Linked DNA regions of Mus musculus: region 1 is linked to region 2. A link is a loop called in an ENCODE intact Hi-C map of the cell type or tissue named here. Cell type or tissue: heart. All regions are shown on one strand. Links, peaks and the distances in the headings refer to the core of each region. The heading gives the core; the rest is flanking DNA.

Region 1 (8,341 bases), core at 13-8,012, 510 kb after region 2:
CCCCTCTCAGCTCTCCTTGTAGGCCTCATCAGAACTCTGAACTTTCCTGCAGCCTCTTTAACTTAACCTTGCTGTAACCTATGGGCTATGCAATGTGTGATTTGAATTAATATTCATATTTTAGACTAAAGTAAAAGAGCTTGTGTTTGCCTCAATCAGCTAGTAAGAAAAATAGACACTACTCAGCAAATTAGAAAACAAAACTAAAGTAGCTGATGAATTTATTGTCATTCAATAAATTCTGAGATTGGGAGAAGACACAATTGTGTCTGCTTATATTTCTGGTGTAGTGGGTTCATCACAACCAGCTTTCAGTCATAATAAGGAGTCCAGACAAGGTTAGTAGAGTTCTTGGGTGGCTGCAAGTGACCCATGAGCAATAAACACAGTGGTTGACAATTCCAGAAAATTTATAGAAATTTCATGTACATTAAGTGGTATGTCATGTATACACTCCTCTGGGCTCTGAAGAAATTGAGAAATAAATGGGAAACATATAAAAAAAATAGCTTCACCCCCTATGAGATGTGGTAGAAAGATGGACTTGAAATTTTGACTAAAATTTGGTTTTCTAACACAATTGAAGATTGTAACACATGGCAATCCAAGTGAGGATATTACAAGGGGAGTTTGGGAAGGGGGGAGAACAGCCTTCAGGCATTGTCAGGCTAGACAGCAAAGAAACTGTGGCCAGAGAGACCAAGGTACTTACACTCAACCATTTAACCTCACTTCATACCTAGTGAGACCTTTCTCCTTGGTGAGGCAGCAAGAACAAGGAAAGGGAAGAGCTATGGACCTACCTGCCCAGGAGATGATGGTGATGATGGTGCTGATGAAGATGATGATGCAGTAGATGGTGGCGGTGACGTGAGACTCTTCCTGGAGAGATATGAACAATTGCCTGTTTACTCAAGGCACTCATGACAGACCACAGAAACAGTTTCACTCAAATCTAGCTTAGTGATGTGGCGAGTTTGTTGATGTTATTTACAGAAATATGAGTGAGGGTTTACACGGGAGCATGAGTGACTCAAAGGCAGCTGCATCATTAAATATCTGCTCCAGCATGGATGACAACTCATAAAGACTGAATGCCTGATTGTGCATAGGTGCAGGCAGCTAGGCTATTTGGAGAGTCTCTTATTCTCAGCAATTGTTACTGCTTTTGTAATCTTTTGGAGGATCCTTGTGAGTATTGCTCATCGCCTGGGTCTAAAAAGTCTCCTTTAAGGAGAAAATGTTTTCTATTCAGAAGAGAGATCTACCCATCGGGTGGTAAAGATGGGTAATAGTGGTGATGGAGAGATGGTTCTAATGCAAGGAAATGGATCCGATGGAGAGATGGTCCTGATGGGAGTGAGAGTGATGATAGTTGCAATGGGAGATTTTGGTGATGGGAGATGGTGGGTCATGACAGAGTGATGGTAGTGATAGTGATAGTGATAGTATCAATTGGGAGATGATGATAAAGGAGCAGATAATAGTAATGAGGATGATGACGTAGAAAGTGAAGATCGTGGTGATGGGGGTAGAGGAGAAGACAATGGTGTTGCCAAAGATGTCCACACTTGTAAAAATGCTTCCCATCAGCAGATTCTACCAAAGAGCCTGCCAATTGGTGGCTCTAGTGACAAGCTAACCATTCTGCCAGTGAGCAGGTTTTACATGTTTACTCTTTGCCAAGCAGGGGTGATGTGTCTGTGCTCCCCCAACCCCCAGAAGTTTATCAAATATGCGAAGGTCCTTAGAATCTACCTTATGGGGTTGGGGATTTAGCTCAGTGGTAGAGCGCTTGCCTAGCAAGTGCAAGGCCCTGCGTTCGATCCTCAGCTCTAGAAAAGAAAAAAAAGAACCTACCTTATACTACAGTGTCCCTTCTGCATGCACGTTCCTCTCTACCTTATACCACAGTGTCCCTTCTGCATGCACGTTCCTCTCTACCTTATACCACAGTGTCCCTTCTGCATGCACGTTTCTCTCTACCTTATACCACAGTGTCCCTTCTGCATGCACGTTCCTCTCTACCTTATACTACAGTGTCCCTTCTGTATGCACGTTCCTCTCTACCTTATACTACAGTGTCCCTTCTGTATGCACGTTCCTCTCTACCTTATACTACAGTGTCCCTTCTGTATGCACGTTCCTCTCTACCTTATACTACAGTGTCCCGTCTGTATGCACGTTTCTCTCTACCTTATACCACAGTGTCCCTTCTGTATGCACGTTCCTCTCTACCTTATACTACAGTGTCCCGTCTGTATGCACGTTCCTCTCTACCTTATACCATAGTGTCCCTTCTGTATGCACGTTCCTCTCTACCTTATACTACAGTGTCCCTTCTGTATGCACGTTCCTCTCTACCTTATACTACAGTGTCCCTTCTGCATGCACGTTCCTCTCTACCTTATACTACAGTGTCCCGTCTGTATGCACGTTTCTCTCTACCTTATACCACAGTGTCCCTTCTGCATGCACGTTCCTCTCTACCTTATACCACAGTGTCCCTTCTGCATGCACGTTCCTCTCTACCTTATACTACAGTGTCCCTTCTGCATGCACGTTCCTCTCTACCTTATACTACAGTGTCCCTTCTGTATGCACGTTCCTCTCTACCTTATACCATAGTGTCCCTTCTGTATGCACGTTCCTCTCTACCTTATACTACAGTGTCCCGTCTGTATGCACGTTTCTCTCTACCTTATACCACAGTGTCCCTTCTGCATGCACGTTCCTCTCTATGTTATACCACAGTGTCCCTTCTGCATGCACGTTCCTCTCTACCTTATACCACAGTGTCCCTTCTGCATGCACGTTCCTCTCTATTTTGCTCATCAGAAGAACTTCACCTTTCCTTCCAGACTCAGCTGAAATATCTCTTGACCCATGGATTCTTCACTGAGTTTACTTCATGGTCATAGGTCCTCCACCTTTAAAGCACCACACACATCCACCAATCAGAACACACATCATATTCTCCTGACTTCCTGTTCACTTACCTTCTCCTGCCCCCTGAGGACTAAGCACATAGCTTACCATCCAGTGGATATATGCATGCCTACCATTGAACCTGACTCTTATCAAGTGTCCCTGAATGGTTGGAAAGTCAACTCATTCAGTCCTACCATTGCCAAAGAGGGAGAGAGGCCTGTCAGGGGGCAGAGGGGTTGGTTCAGAAGAGCTTCAGGTGTCACGTGAGTCCACCTGGATGGAGATGAAGCCGTGCAGAGCAATCAGTGCAGAAATGCTGACTTATCAACCCGGCTTTCTAAGAATTGACTTGTTTCTTTTTAAAAAGAAGTTATTTTAACAAAAAGAGGAAGAGAGGCCTCACTCAACAGGGTATTGACTTTCTGTATCACATTTTATTAAGACTTATCAGAGCTGGAGGTCTCTGAGTCTTCCAAGGGGGCTGTTTGCGCAGGAAGCAGAGTTACGGAGAAATTACACTCAGCAGCTGTGTCCTTTGAAGCTTTTAAAGCAGCCAAGGCCAGCCGGCTCCCCAGTGCTGGTGGTTGGAGGATATAGATATGCTTCATTCCCAGCAGCTATCCAAGCACAGAAAGCTCCTTGCTAATTAGCCACATTAGGTAAATATTCTTCCACTAGATTCTTGTTTAGAGAATAGATGGATGCTGATAAACATAGTAGACAGATGCTAATGAGCATGGCCTTGGAGTGAATTTGTGCTGAGCCACTGCTCTGCATTTAATGGCTTGCAGGATTTAAACATACAGATAGATACACACATGCCCTATATAGACACAGACAGACATGCACATGGTGCTGGTGCCACACAGCAGGGGAAATTGAGAATGAATGAAAATCCCCTCACTGGTACACTCCCTGGTACCAGGATATGTCTTTTTTTTTAATTATTCTGTGTTTTTAACTAAAATTTAATTATATCATTCCCCCCCCCCTTTTCTTTCCTCCCTCCAACACCTCCCATATACCTTCTCTTGTTCCTTCTGGAAATGTGGCTTCTTTCACATTGTTTTATACACACACACACACACACACACACACACACACACACCACACTATTCAGTCCATTTAGTGCTACTCATTTGTAAATGATTTCAGGGTTAACTTGTTTAGGCAAGTATATTGTTTGGGTATTATGGCCAGGGCCAGCTCTCCCATGTTGTTCAGGTGAAGAGTGGGCCCTGTTCTGCACAGCTTTCAGACATCAACATGTCCCAAGACGGCAACCCAGACCAGGGATGTCTGCCTGGCTTTTGGTGGTAACAGATCCTTGTTGCTGCAGGACCACAGACCCTGGCATAGCCCCTGGTGGCAGCACAGGCCAGGATCCCACCATGGTCCCAGATAGCATCACCAGCTACTCACATCAGGCTACTCATACCACCGCCTACCCTCGAGTCTCCAGTCCTGCCTCTCATCACTGTGCGCACATCCTTCTGTTTCTCTTTCTCCTCCATCTCTCACCACTTACTTGTTCCTTCTAGTGGTACCTGGGGTCTATGAGTGTCTGGGGTGAACTTAGGAGTGGTCTCAGGAGGGCTATGCTCTGCTCATGCATTATGGTTTGGGGCAGGGGTTATTTTATCCATGGTCTGTGCCCTCGGGCCTACATGGTGCTGGACTGGTGATCATCTCAGCCTAGCTCTCTGTCCAGGCCCCATGGTGCCGGGCTGGTGGTCATCTCTGGCTCCCTCCTTGCGCAGTCTGCATGAATGCCCCGCCCCCCTGCCAGGGTCATCTATCTCAGGCTCACTTCTGCCCAGGATCCACGGTCCCAGGTAGGATTCTTCTAGTTCCTGGCTAACTCCCCATCCTGGAAGCCCATCTGGGCCTACCTGGCACCTGACTAGTAGTCACCTCAGGCTAGCTCCCTATCTAGGATCCCTGACATCAGACTGGTGGTTGTCTCAGGCTAGCTTTTTTGGGGGAATGTTAGGCTATTATTCATTCAGATGTTTGTAGGTCAGAATACTGAGTATAGACACAGCCGCTCTCCTCTCTGCCACCTACTGACAAACATGTGATACAGCAGTCACACTACAATGCCTCTTGGGGCAGGATGGTTAGATAATTGACTGGGAGCCACACAGTCATAAAAGTGATCAATGGCACTTATACTGACTTGTTACCTTGGCAGGTATCGTCCCCCAGCGACGACTTCCCACCCCCACCCTTTTTATCTACTGATCTCTTGCTTTGCAATCTGACCATTGTTCCTCTCTGATTTCCTGGTCTCACCTTTTCCTAATCACACTCCCTGGCTTTGTGGTTCACATGGAAACAAATTCTACTTGGTTGAATCCCTTTTCTTATGATTGAGCAAGAGGTCCCAAGATAAAAAAACAAAAACAAAAACAAAACAAAACAAAACAAAAAACTGCTCTTGTCCAGACTGTGAAGTCAGCTCTGCAACCTCTTCACATCTCTATGGTACATGCCCAGAGTCCTATGCCGGGAGCCAGGGGAGTCCAAGTAGAACCTAAGGGACACTGTCCAGGTTTACAGACTGATTAGCATGTGACATTGATAGCAGCTGGGACATATCTAGTCTCCCCGTAGGCTTTCTTCTTCTGAGTATAGTTCAGTTATATCTTCCAGCTCCTCTTCTGGACCATCTTATGGAGGTTTGTTAAGACACGGCCTTGGGAGCATCTCACTGCTGCTTTTGTTGCTGTGTTTCTTTCATGGTTTGTATGCTGTTATTTGTTTTGTTCTGGGCCTGTTGTCCTCATTATCTTTATTATTTTATTCTTCCTAGTTTCCTTTTCTCTTTAAGATTGTTGAGTTGATTGCTTGGGCTGTGGGTTAGATGCAGCTGTTCTAAATTCCCTAATAACTCCATTCTGGACTATAAATTACTCCATCAGGAGGGAAGGAGACAGCACCAGACAAGCCTGGTGTGCAATGCTTTCATAATTTTCTACACATGTTTTTTGTTCACTTCTGTTGTGATTTTTTTCTCTAACCCCTGGGTAATTTAGAAGTATCCCTTTTAGTTTCCAAGCTAAAGCTTAAACCGTCTCTTTGTTGTTGAGTACTAATTTTATTGTGTGTCAGGGGTGGGGAGAAAGAGAGACAGAAACAGAGACAGACAGACAGACAGACAGACAGACAGACTGCTAGAGACAGCAAGAGACAGAGACAGACTGTCAGAAATGAAGATTATTCTGAATGTATTGAAACTTCTTCTGTGGTCTGCTCTCAGACCATTTCCCCAAATATCTTCTCCATTTCTCTGGTTCAAATAAATTTGTATATGTGCATGTAATCAAACTTTTTCCAGGCAGGTTCTCATGCATAGCCTGGTTGGGTTTTTGTAATTGTTGTTGTTTTATTTTGCCTTTGGGGTTTTGTTGATTTTGCTTTGTCAGCTTGACAAAAGCTAACATTATCTGGAAAGAGGAACTCAGTTGAGAAAATTCTTCCACTGCATTGGACTGTGGGCAAGCTTGTGATAGCATTTTCTTAGTTATTGGTTGACGTATGAGGACCCAGCTCACTATCAGCAGTGTCACCATGACTTGTGGTCCTGGATTCTTTAAGAAAACAGGCTGAGCAACCCATGACCATGACAGGCAAGCCAGTAATCAGCATTCCTCCACAACCTCTGTATCAGCTCCTGCTTCCAGGTTCCAATGTTGAGTTCTTGCCCTGGCTTCCCTTAGTGATAGAGTGAGTATGACCTGAGATTTAAAAGATCAAATAAACAACCTTTCCCCCAAGTTGCTTCTGGTCATGGTTTTCCTTTTATCACAGCTCTAAAGTCCAAACTAAGATAGTAATTGGTACAGTTCATGAGATATTTTTGTGACATATTTGATCGTATACTTTTGGAAAGATTGTGGTAGTCTTTGAACTTGGGGCTGGAAACGCTGGTATGTGTTTAGAAGTTAATGAACTACCGTGGATAGTTAGAAGACATTGCTGAGAACAACACACATGACTGTGGCCAGGCTTGTGAAGTCGCAGAGGGAAGTTTTGAGAATCTCTTAAAGACTCTCTCAGGACTATCACTGATTTTTTTTTCAAGATATTTTTATTGATTCTTTGGGAATTTCACCTTATACACCCCAATCACACTCACTTCCCAGTCCTTCCATGTATGCCCCCCTAAACCCTTGTGTCCCACCCCCAACAAAACAACAACAACAACAAAATCAAGTTGCCTATATACACATTGGAGCATGATCAAACTCCCAGTAGCCTGCACTCTAAAGAAAGCTAAGTCCTTCTCCACCCTTTACCCCTGCCGGAAGCCATCAGTTGTGGGAGCTACACTTCGGCATCCCTATCACAATTTTTAAGACTTCTCTTTGATGGCTTCTCTTTTAGGCTGTTACTTTTTTGCAGGGTGGAGGGTGGGGTAGGGAAGTGGGGGTTATTACAGAATTCTCCACGTCCCTCTTTCTCAATTGTGCAGTTGCAGTCGTCAATGTCACTGCCTAAGTAGCTTCCTTGCTCTTTACAGTCAGCTGGAACTTGGATCATGGGCTTCCTCGTGGTTTCTGGTGAGAATACAGACCATGAACAGGGCCAGCTGTAATAGGACCATAGACCCAGATAAGGACCTTGGAAGCAGCCTGGACTCTTGTCATCACCCTGGCGTCAGGTGGCAGCACAGTCTAGTCACATCAGTATATCTGCTCTACCCTGGCAACAGCAGGGCTCACAGATATCAATATGGGTTCGGGTTGCACCATATACCATTGCATCTGCATGGCACTAGGTGGTAACATGGGAATTCCTTCAAGGAATTCCAATCCAGAGAGAAAACCATTCCTCATCTCAGCCTCTGTCATCACCCAGACCCAGGGCGTTCAGGGACTAAGTCCACGTCTGTGTGCTGCCGTGCACCACCCCTCTGACCACACTGAAAAATGACCTGTCTCATACCCATCACCCATCCTGCCTCTCTCCATGGTGCAAGCACTGCTCCACTCTTCTGTCTTTCCCACCTCTCCATTGCATATCCGTCCATTGTAGTGGCACCCGCTGGCCCGCATGCCTCAACCATTGACATTTTAAAGTAACAACTACTAAAGTAAAACTGTTCCTTTCCTGGGACAATCAATGCTGACTAACTGAAGCTGGAAAAATAACAAAGATTAAGAAGGCACCAGAATCACTGATGTGAAGTCCTCTGGGAATGTTCCCTTGGGGTCAGCACACAGGAGCTTCGGGGCTGGTGGGCAACTGCATCTCATGCTGGCAGCTGCATTTGGTAATGTATAAAAATTTCCAGGTACAACTGGTTTTGGAGGCATGAAGGAGGCATGAAGAGTAGCTGAGGCTTGGCACCATGAGAGGAGAGAAGAGGGCCTGAGTGAAGGTGCAACCTCAGCTGAAATAGAAG
Region 2 (8,341 bases), core at 248-8,247:
GTAAGGGGTCTAGAGAAATGGATCAGCAGTTATATGCACTGTATGCTCTTCCAGAGGTTCTGAGTTCAACTCCCAGCAATCACATGGTGGTGTATAACCATCTATAATGGAATCTGATGTCTTTTTCTGGAACGTAGGTCTACTTTGATAGTACACCATATTTTTTTAAAAAGAAAATATTTAGTGATATTCCACAATTTCATACTAGTGACTTAACAGCACAACTGAAATCTCTAGAACAAAAATAATCAAACACACCCAAGAAGAGTATATGGCAGGAAAGAATAAAACTCAGGGCTAAAATCAATAAAATCATATAGAGAGTTTTTAGTCCATGAACATGACTACTGTCACAAGGGATCACATCCATAAACCTAGGTTTGTGTAATCCGGAATACAGACTCACCCTTAGTACACACCTTTAATCCCTCTGGCTGGAATAAGGTAAAATTGGTTTGTAAAAGGAAGTAGTCATGTTTGAAAGAGACATCTAACTGAGGAGAAGACAAAGTGATGAACTAGAGAAAGATTTGGCAGAATGAGTCAGAGATAAGATACACCTTACTGTTACAAGAACAGCACAGGAAAGAGAGACTACCTTAGGCACCGGGAGAGAAAGGTGGTATGTGTCACTTTTAGCAGAATAGTTTTACAAAGGCAGGTGATAGAACACAGGTGAAGATAGAAGGAGCCAGAAACTGAGGAGCCAGAGATTAAAACATATTATAAAAGTCAGAATTGCCAAGCAAAGCAATTCAGTAAGAAGTTGAGAGAAGCCTTGAATATGTCATCTTGGAGAGGAATGAGCCAGAACAGCTGAGATGAATGAGATAGCCAGAGTTCAGAAAGAACTGTAAGGGATGAGCTTATTCAGCAGTAAGCTGTGAAAAGACATATGTCTGGCAAATAAAAGTCACGTTTACAAATTAGAAACAGAGAACAATACAAAGAATCAATGAAACACGGAGATGGTTCTTTGAGAAAATCAATAAGATAGACAAACCTTTGGCGAAACTAACTAAAAGGCTAAGAAAAAATACCCAAATTAACAAAATCAGAAATGCAAAGGGGGCATAATAACAGACACAGAGGACATTCAAGGAATCATTAGATTTTACTTCAAGAACCTGTACTCCAAAAAATTGGAAAATCTAAACAAAGTGGATGTTTTCCATGATAGGCACCAATTACCGAAACTAAACCAAGATCATGTAAACAATCTAAATAGACCTATAAGTCCCGAGGAACAGAAGCAGACATTAAAAGACTCTCAACCAAAACCAAAACCAAAACAAGACAACTACAACAACAAAATCTAAAAACCAATCAATCAAAAAACAAACAAACAAAAACAAAAAACCCAAGACAGTTTTAGTGCAGAGTTCTATCAGACTTTCAAAGAAGCGCTAATACCAAAGACTCCTTTGAAGTGGAAGCTTCTGGTTTGTTTGGAAAGTCAGTTATGTCAAATGATGTTTTGGCTGGGGTACACAGGTGAAGGATGTCTTGCTAAAGCAGACACATGAAAGAATGTTTTTCTAAAGTAGACACAGGAAAAAGGATGTTTTGATAAAGCAAACATGTGATAGGACCCGTGATGAAAAAGTATAAGTATGACTCCACAGTCAATGGGAGACAAGCATTGGTTTGGTTTGCTTGCCTCGCTATTCTTAGCTAACAACACACGTGTATTGGTTTGCCTTACATAGCATTGTTGAACTCAACTTGTGGCAATGTTGCCATTGAGAGAAACCCAAGAACTTCTCATGAGGTTCCTGCAGCAGCTTGCTACTTCTTCAGCCTTGCCTCAGCCAGTTGGTTGGCAAGCCTGGCAGTTTCTTCGGCATTGAACTACAGTTCTGGGTTGTGCCTGGTGTCTGCCTGCCTAGAGGACTGGTCTGCAGCTGCTAAGTCATATTTGGTGTTTGCTATAGGTCTGAACTGCTATAAGAAGATCAAGCTACCCCAAAAGAACTATTGCTGAACAGGTTCACTTCCCCTGTTTCCTAATAATTTTTCTCTTCCACTACCTCTGGTGGGCAAGAGGAGAGGTTGAACATTTATTAAAAGTAGGTTGCCAAAAAATTTATGCCTACACTCCTAAAATTATGCCACAAAATAGAAACACAAGGAATACTGCCAAATTCATTTTATGAGGCAACAGTCATCCTGATTTTATAGAAGAGAAAGTGTGGAATATTCTTGAATGCATTGGCATAGGAGACAACTTCCTGAATAGAAGAACACTAATAACTCAGGCACTAAGATCAACAACTAACAAATGTTACCTCATAAAGTTGAAAAGCTTTTGCAAGACACAGGACATATCAAAAGGACAAAATGGGAAAATATTTTCACCAACTCTTTATCTGAAAGAGGGCTAATATCGAGATATATAAAGAACTAAAAAAAAAAAAAATCACACCTCAACAAACCAAAATAACCCAATTAAAAGTATGGCAAAGATTTGAATTCTCAACAGAGGAGTTTCTAATGGCTGAGAAGCACTTAAGGAAAATTTCAACATCCTTAATCATCAGGAAAATACAAATCAAAATGACTCTGCGACTCATCTTACACCCATCAGAATTGGTAAGATAAAAACTCAAGAGGTAACAAGGGGGTGCTGCTTTATTGCTGGTGGGAATACAAATGTGTACCATCACTTTGGAAATAAATTTAACTTTTTTTTTTCAGAAAATTGGAAGTAGTTCTACCTCAAGACCCAGCTTTACCACTCCTGGGTATATAGTCCTAAAACTCTCTACCATACCTCAAGAACACTTGCTCAACTATGTTCACAGCAGCTTTCTTCATAATACCCAGAAACTGGAAACAGCCTTCATGTCCCTCAACCAATGAATGGATAAAGAAAATGTGGTACATTTACACAATGGACTACTACTCAGCTATTAAAACCAAGGACATCATGAAATAGGCAGGCAAATAGGTGGAACTAGAAAAAGATAGTCCTGAGTAAGGTAACCCAGACCTAGAAAAACAAACATGGTATGTATTCACTTATAAGTAGCTATTAGCTGTAAAGTAAAGGATAAGTTTTGTACAAACCACAGACCCAAGAAGCTGATTAACAAGAAAGGACCACCTGACTCACTTGAGTCTCATGGTGAAGGGGAAATAGATTAGACTAGACACTGGGGGTAGATGGAGGGAGGGAACTGGCTGCAGGAGGAGTTGGGGAGGGGAACAGGAGAGATGAGGTGAGAAGGAGGTGGAGAGAGAGGGTAGTGGGAGAGACAACTGGAATTGGGGGGGGGCTTGTTTAGGATGAGCTAGAAACCTCAGATAATGGAAACTCCCAGGAATCTATGAGGATGACCCTAGCTAAGACTCTTAACAATAAGGGTTTGAAGCCTGAACATGCCATCTCTTGTAACCAGGCAAGACTTTCAGTGGAGAGACTGGGACACCAAACCCAGCCACAAATCCTTAGATCCACAATTTGTCCTGCCTACAAATGTGCAGGTGTAAAAGATGAAGCAGAATTTGAGGGGTAGGCCAACAAATGACTGGCCCAACTTGAGACCTGTACCATGAAAGAGATACCACCCCTGACACTATTAATGATTTTAACTGTCATCTGAGAGATTTCACCCAGCAACTGATGGGAACAGATGCAGAGCCCTATAGCCAAACATTAAGCTTGGGTAATTCTGTGAAAAAGAGGGAGGAAAGATTGAGGGAGCTATAAGGGTCAAGGACAAACAAGAAAACTTATAAAATCAACTAATTTGAGCCCATAGTGGCTCATAGAAACCAAACCATCAACCAGAGATCATGCATGGGATAGAGCTAGGCCCTCTGCATATATGTAACAGTTGCATAGCTGGGTCTTCATGTGGGACTCCTTTAGTGGACTTAGTGATTAAGCTAAGTTGGCTGGCCAGTGAACTCAAAGGATCCTCCTGTCTCTAGATTCCTCGTGCTTTTTATTTGGGTGCTAGGAATGGAACTCAGGTCCTTGTGCTTGTCTGGGAAGCATTTATCACACAACCCCACTATACTTCTTAACTTTTAAATTCATTGGTTGGCTGGTTGGCTGGCTGGCTGGCTGGCTGGCTGGCTGGCTGGCTGGCTGGCTGGCTGGCTGGTTGGATGGTTGGCTGGATGGTTGGCTGGCTGGTCAGATGGTTGGTTGGCTGGTTGAATGGCTAGTTGGCTGGTTGGTTGGCTGGTTGAATGGCTAGTTGGCTGGTTGGTTGGGTGGTTGGACAGCTAGTTGGCTGATTGGTTGGTTGGTTGAGTCAGTGGATGTATGGATGCCACTGTGCCTGTGGAGGTTAGAGGACAACATTCAATAGCTATTTCTCACATTCTACCTTACTGGAGTCTCCACTTTCCGTCTCACCATAGGAGTACTGGGAGTATTAAAAATGCATGCTGCACTCCCCAGCTTTTAATGTGGGTTCTAGAGATTGAATTCAGGTCATTAGGCATGTGCTGCAAATGCTCTCACCTGCTGAGCCACTTCCCTGTTTGACCACACAGTCTTTTAAATAGACTTGGAACATGATCCTTCTCACTGTGCTCAAAGAAATCAGTGGTCTAGCTCTATAACTCTCCCTGCTGATGCACACAGTCTTCACTTAATCTTATAGTCAGTTCATCTCACCCTAGTCTAAACCATCTGTCTACAGATTATTGAAATCACCATAGAGGCTCACCAGCCATGGGACATGATCTACCCCCACCCCACCTCCACTAGCTCTTTGGCAATACACTCTACCTCACTTTCCTCCCTGTGCCTTGATCCTCTTGGTCACCTTAATCCTTGAACACACCAAGAGACCATGCTCAATTCAGAGACCATGCACTGGCTTTGACACTCTTTAGAAATAAAGAGTAGTCAAAGGCTTGCTTGGTACATCCCTCTTATGAAACAACACTTCTAGAACTTTACCTCATTTTATTTTTTTCTGCATGACTTCTACCTTAAAATATCATGGAAGCTCTTGGAATGTAAGACCTAGCCTGTTTGTTGGTCATGTCATGTGTTCCTCTGGCTCATCTCCATCTCTGTGCCTGAGACAGTGCACACAACATCAACACAGAGATGCTTTCAGATCTGGAGAGAGTTTTCTTTCTTTTACAATTTTTTTTATCCTTCTAAGCAGATATCAAATACGGCCACTAGATGACACTCAAGTACTTTCTGTTTATTGAATTCTTATACTCTAAAGCCCCTTTGGCTGTCTCTCTTCTGAGACCAGAAGTTTGAAAGTCACCCACTTCTGTTGCCTTGAATCTCTGCTTTCTCTCTCTCTCTCTCTCTCTCTCTCTCTCTCTCTCTCTCTCTCTCTCTCTCAGAAGAGCCTTTTAGAAGTACATTTTTAAAAATGATTTCTTGTTTCTTGCTTGTTTCAACCGGAAATTAATGGATAATCCACATATAAGAAAGGATGCTTGCTTTCTCTATTCAAATTATAATGACTTGAATCCCTACCCTGGCAACTTATAGCACCAGCCTTTTCATATGTCCCTTCCTCTCAGTTATTTCTAAGAATGTTCATAAATTGTCCAGTGGGGAGTCTGGAGTCAGTTCTAAGTCTTCCCACTGGCTACTTGGACAGCCTGTCTTGTTGGACACTATGCCCATCTTTATTTTCCCAAGATTCCTAGAGCTGTTGTCCATTTCTAAGCCACCAATTGTAACATTGCTGTTCTTCACCTGAGCACCCCTAAAATGTTGTTTCCAGGAGCATAGCTGAGACCAGAATATGAGATATGATGGAACAGGATTCTCTTGAAGGATTAGGCAGAAAGGACGGTAGATACAGGAGAAAGTCACTCATACTGGCTGCAGTTTCCTGTGTTCTCAGCTGCCCCTGCTCTTGGAGGCCATCTCTGAAGCTGGACTAATCCCTAGCTGTCACCAGTGGGATCATTCCTCAGGGCTAAGATTTTCCAGCCACCTCCACCTCTAGGAGACATGGTCTTTCTGGCCTCCACCCCTCAGAGAGTGAACAAGTTCTTCCCATGTCTGTATACTTCCTAACATAAAGCCCAAATCAACCTCCTTGCAGGATGGGTGATGTGGGAAACCATTTCCATGTGTGGTTAGCAACAGAAGTACAACAACACAATCCCAACAATTTGACACTTCATTTCCTGATACTGGTATATTTTCAGGCTTAGGCGAAACAGTGAACTCACTGAACTATGTAAATTGGAAGGGTTTTGTTTGTTTTTAACAAACCTCCCACCCACCTTCCCCATGCCTTCCTTTCTCTTTGTTCTAGGCTCCTCTTTAGTGTAAAGCGAAGGAAGATATTGGGACTCACGGTGTCTTATGGTTTTAATCTCTGTGAATTTAGGCAGTGCCAGTCTAAATTAAAAACCAGAAATATGTTCCAAACAGAATATTTATCTGGAAAGATCGGGGGACAGAAGGAAGGCATGTGCCATAGTAAACCATGGAGGAGTGAGGCAAGAAGAATTTTAGAGGAAGCTGGAGAAGGCTTATATCACATATTTAAAAACAGTAGTACTGGCCACCATAAGTAGTAACAGGGATTGTGTCTGTAAAGAGTTGACTGGATAGTTGCTGAGCAACTGTTTTTGCAGAACTGCTTTTAAAACAATGTGTCTGTGGCCTTTGTCAAAAGTTAGTGTTCTGGTTTCTCTTCTTTGTTTCTGGGCATGGCTCCTTAGGACTTGTGCATGCTATAAAAGTGGATCTGTGAGCCATTCCCAGGCTTTCACAGCTTAGATAGCTACCACTATGAAATCCTCCACAACCTCTGGTTTGCAAAATTTTGTTTGTTTTGTTTTCAGCTAGGGTTGACACAAATAATTGTGTTTCATTTCTGAAAATGTTGTGTTGTGGATGTTATCAGTTGGGACTGTGTTCCACAACTCTGTATTTTGATTTATTGTGGTTTTTCTATAATGGTCCTCATTTGCTGCAAAGAATTTTCTTGATGAGGAGTGGGGACTATACTTATAAGGACAAATATTTAAAATGTAGTTAGGGATTATGCTGGTTTTGTAAAGTGGCAGTTGGACATTCTCTTCCAAAATCCATGGTTTCCATTAGCTCTGGCTGTTGGCAGCATGGGCGTTTCCAGGACTAGGAATAAATCCTTTGTTGAGCCAGTCTTTGTTATTGAGCTCTTGGTTACCACTAAGGTGTTTGTGCCACTACTACATCCTTAGGGTTATCATGCCATTCTGGTCATTGCTAAGGTTCATAGGCATTATAGTTGGGTAGGATTCTTGGTTGCTTTCTTCCCTTAGAAGCTTGCATGGCATGGTATCTTCTGGTACCATAAAGGCTAGTTTTTAGAGAGGAGGTTGCCTTCCTGGCTGGTAACTTGTTGATGCCCATCTGGAGGCTGATGATGTAGTGTTATGTGAGTGGCAGGATGTGGTTCTTAGGGTCCCAGAAATGTTGCCTGATATCAAAGCTGTCATACCAGGCTTCCTGGCACATTTGTTGGTGCTCACTTGTAGTGTGATGACAGACTAGCAGACCTTCATAGTTGTGACATTGATATTTTGATATTGCTTATCTCTGCAGACGATCCAAATCTCCCTGCTATACTGAATTCCTTTGAATTGCTACCTGTATCATGTTCCTATTCTTGAATAAGTTACTAGCCTTGAACGGGTCCATGGGGACTATATCTTGGCCAGCCACATACTTGATGAAATTGGAGAGGTTTTTCTGTCCATATTTCTGTACCAAATTTAAGGAACTGAGCTGAGTTTGTGATTGTGTATAGGATACTCCCATTTTTTTAAATCATTCTGGAAGACAGGATCAATGGAGAGGGCCATGAATATCTCAATATAGCAGTGGAACTCAGTTTTTTTTTTTCTGGTTGCCTGTATTTGGAAAGGAGCCAGCTCTTGACCTTGGCTGAGAGCTGATAATGGTGTTTTTATCACTGCAACAGAAATTCTAAGATAGACATCTCTAAGCTGTTTCCATTTCTTAGCTATTATAAATAGAACAGCAATAAGCATAGATGAGTAGGTATTTCTGGAACCTCTAGAGTAGGATATAGTAGTCTTTGGAATGCCCAAGAGTGGTATAGCTGGATTATAGGGCAGATCTATCGTTAGCTTGAAACAAACAAACAAATAAGCAAACACTCAACATTGATTTCCAAAGTTGCTACACCAGTGTGCACTCACACCAGTGGTGAATGAGTTCCCCCCTTCCCCCACATTCACACCAGGATATGCTGTCATTTGGTCTTTTGATTTTGGCCATTCTATCTTGGGGAAGTAGTTTTAATTTCTCTGATAAAGTAGTTTGCATTTCTCTGATGGCTAAAGATGTTGAACATTTTAAAAAATGTTTCTCAGAAATTTA

The links. A loop is a pair of places that touch in the nucleus more often than their neighbours do. Peaks named below come from ENCODE experiments on the same cell type or tissue, not always from the same donor. Only the 100,000 strongest peaks of a DNase experiment are listed, where the experiment ranks them.
Region 1: a loop joins it to region 2, with 7 times the contacts of the local background. A loop is called at or near these places in 10 of 42 quality-filtered maps.

Annotation. Positions count from the first base shown.
Region 1 is chr11:71,843,160-71,851,500 of GRCm38, forward strand. Gm22927 (a small nucleolar RNA gene) reads right to left here and starts at 5,047; the gene lies at 4,917-5,047. In heart, for the core only: a CTCF peak has its summit at 5,009 (motif pointing left); no DNase peak of the experiment used is centred there.
Region 2 is chr11:71,332,465-71,340,805 of GRCm38, forward strand. It overlaps the pseudogene Gm17874. Among named protein-coding and RNA genes, the nearest start is that of Gm23311, 48 kb to the left of the region's middle. In heart, for the core only: a CTCF peak has its summit at 5,150 (motif pointing right); no DNase peak of the experiment used is centred there; H3K27me3 peaks cover 351 bases.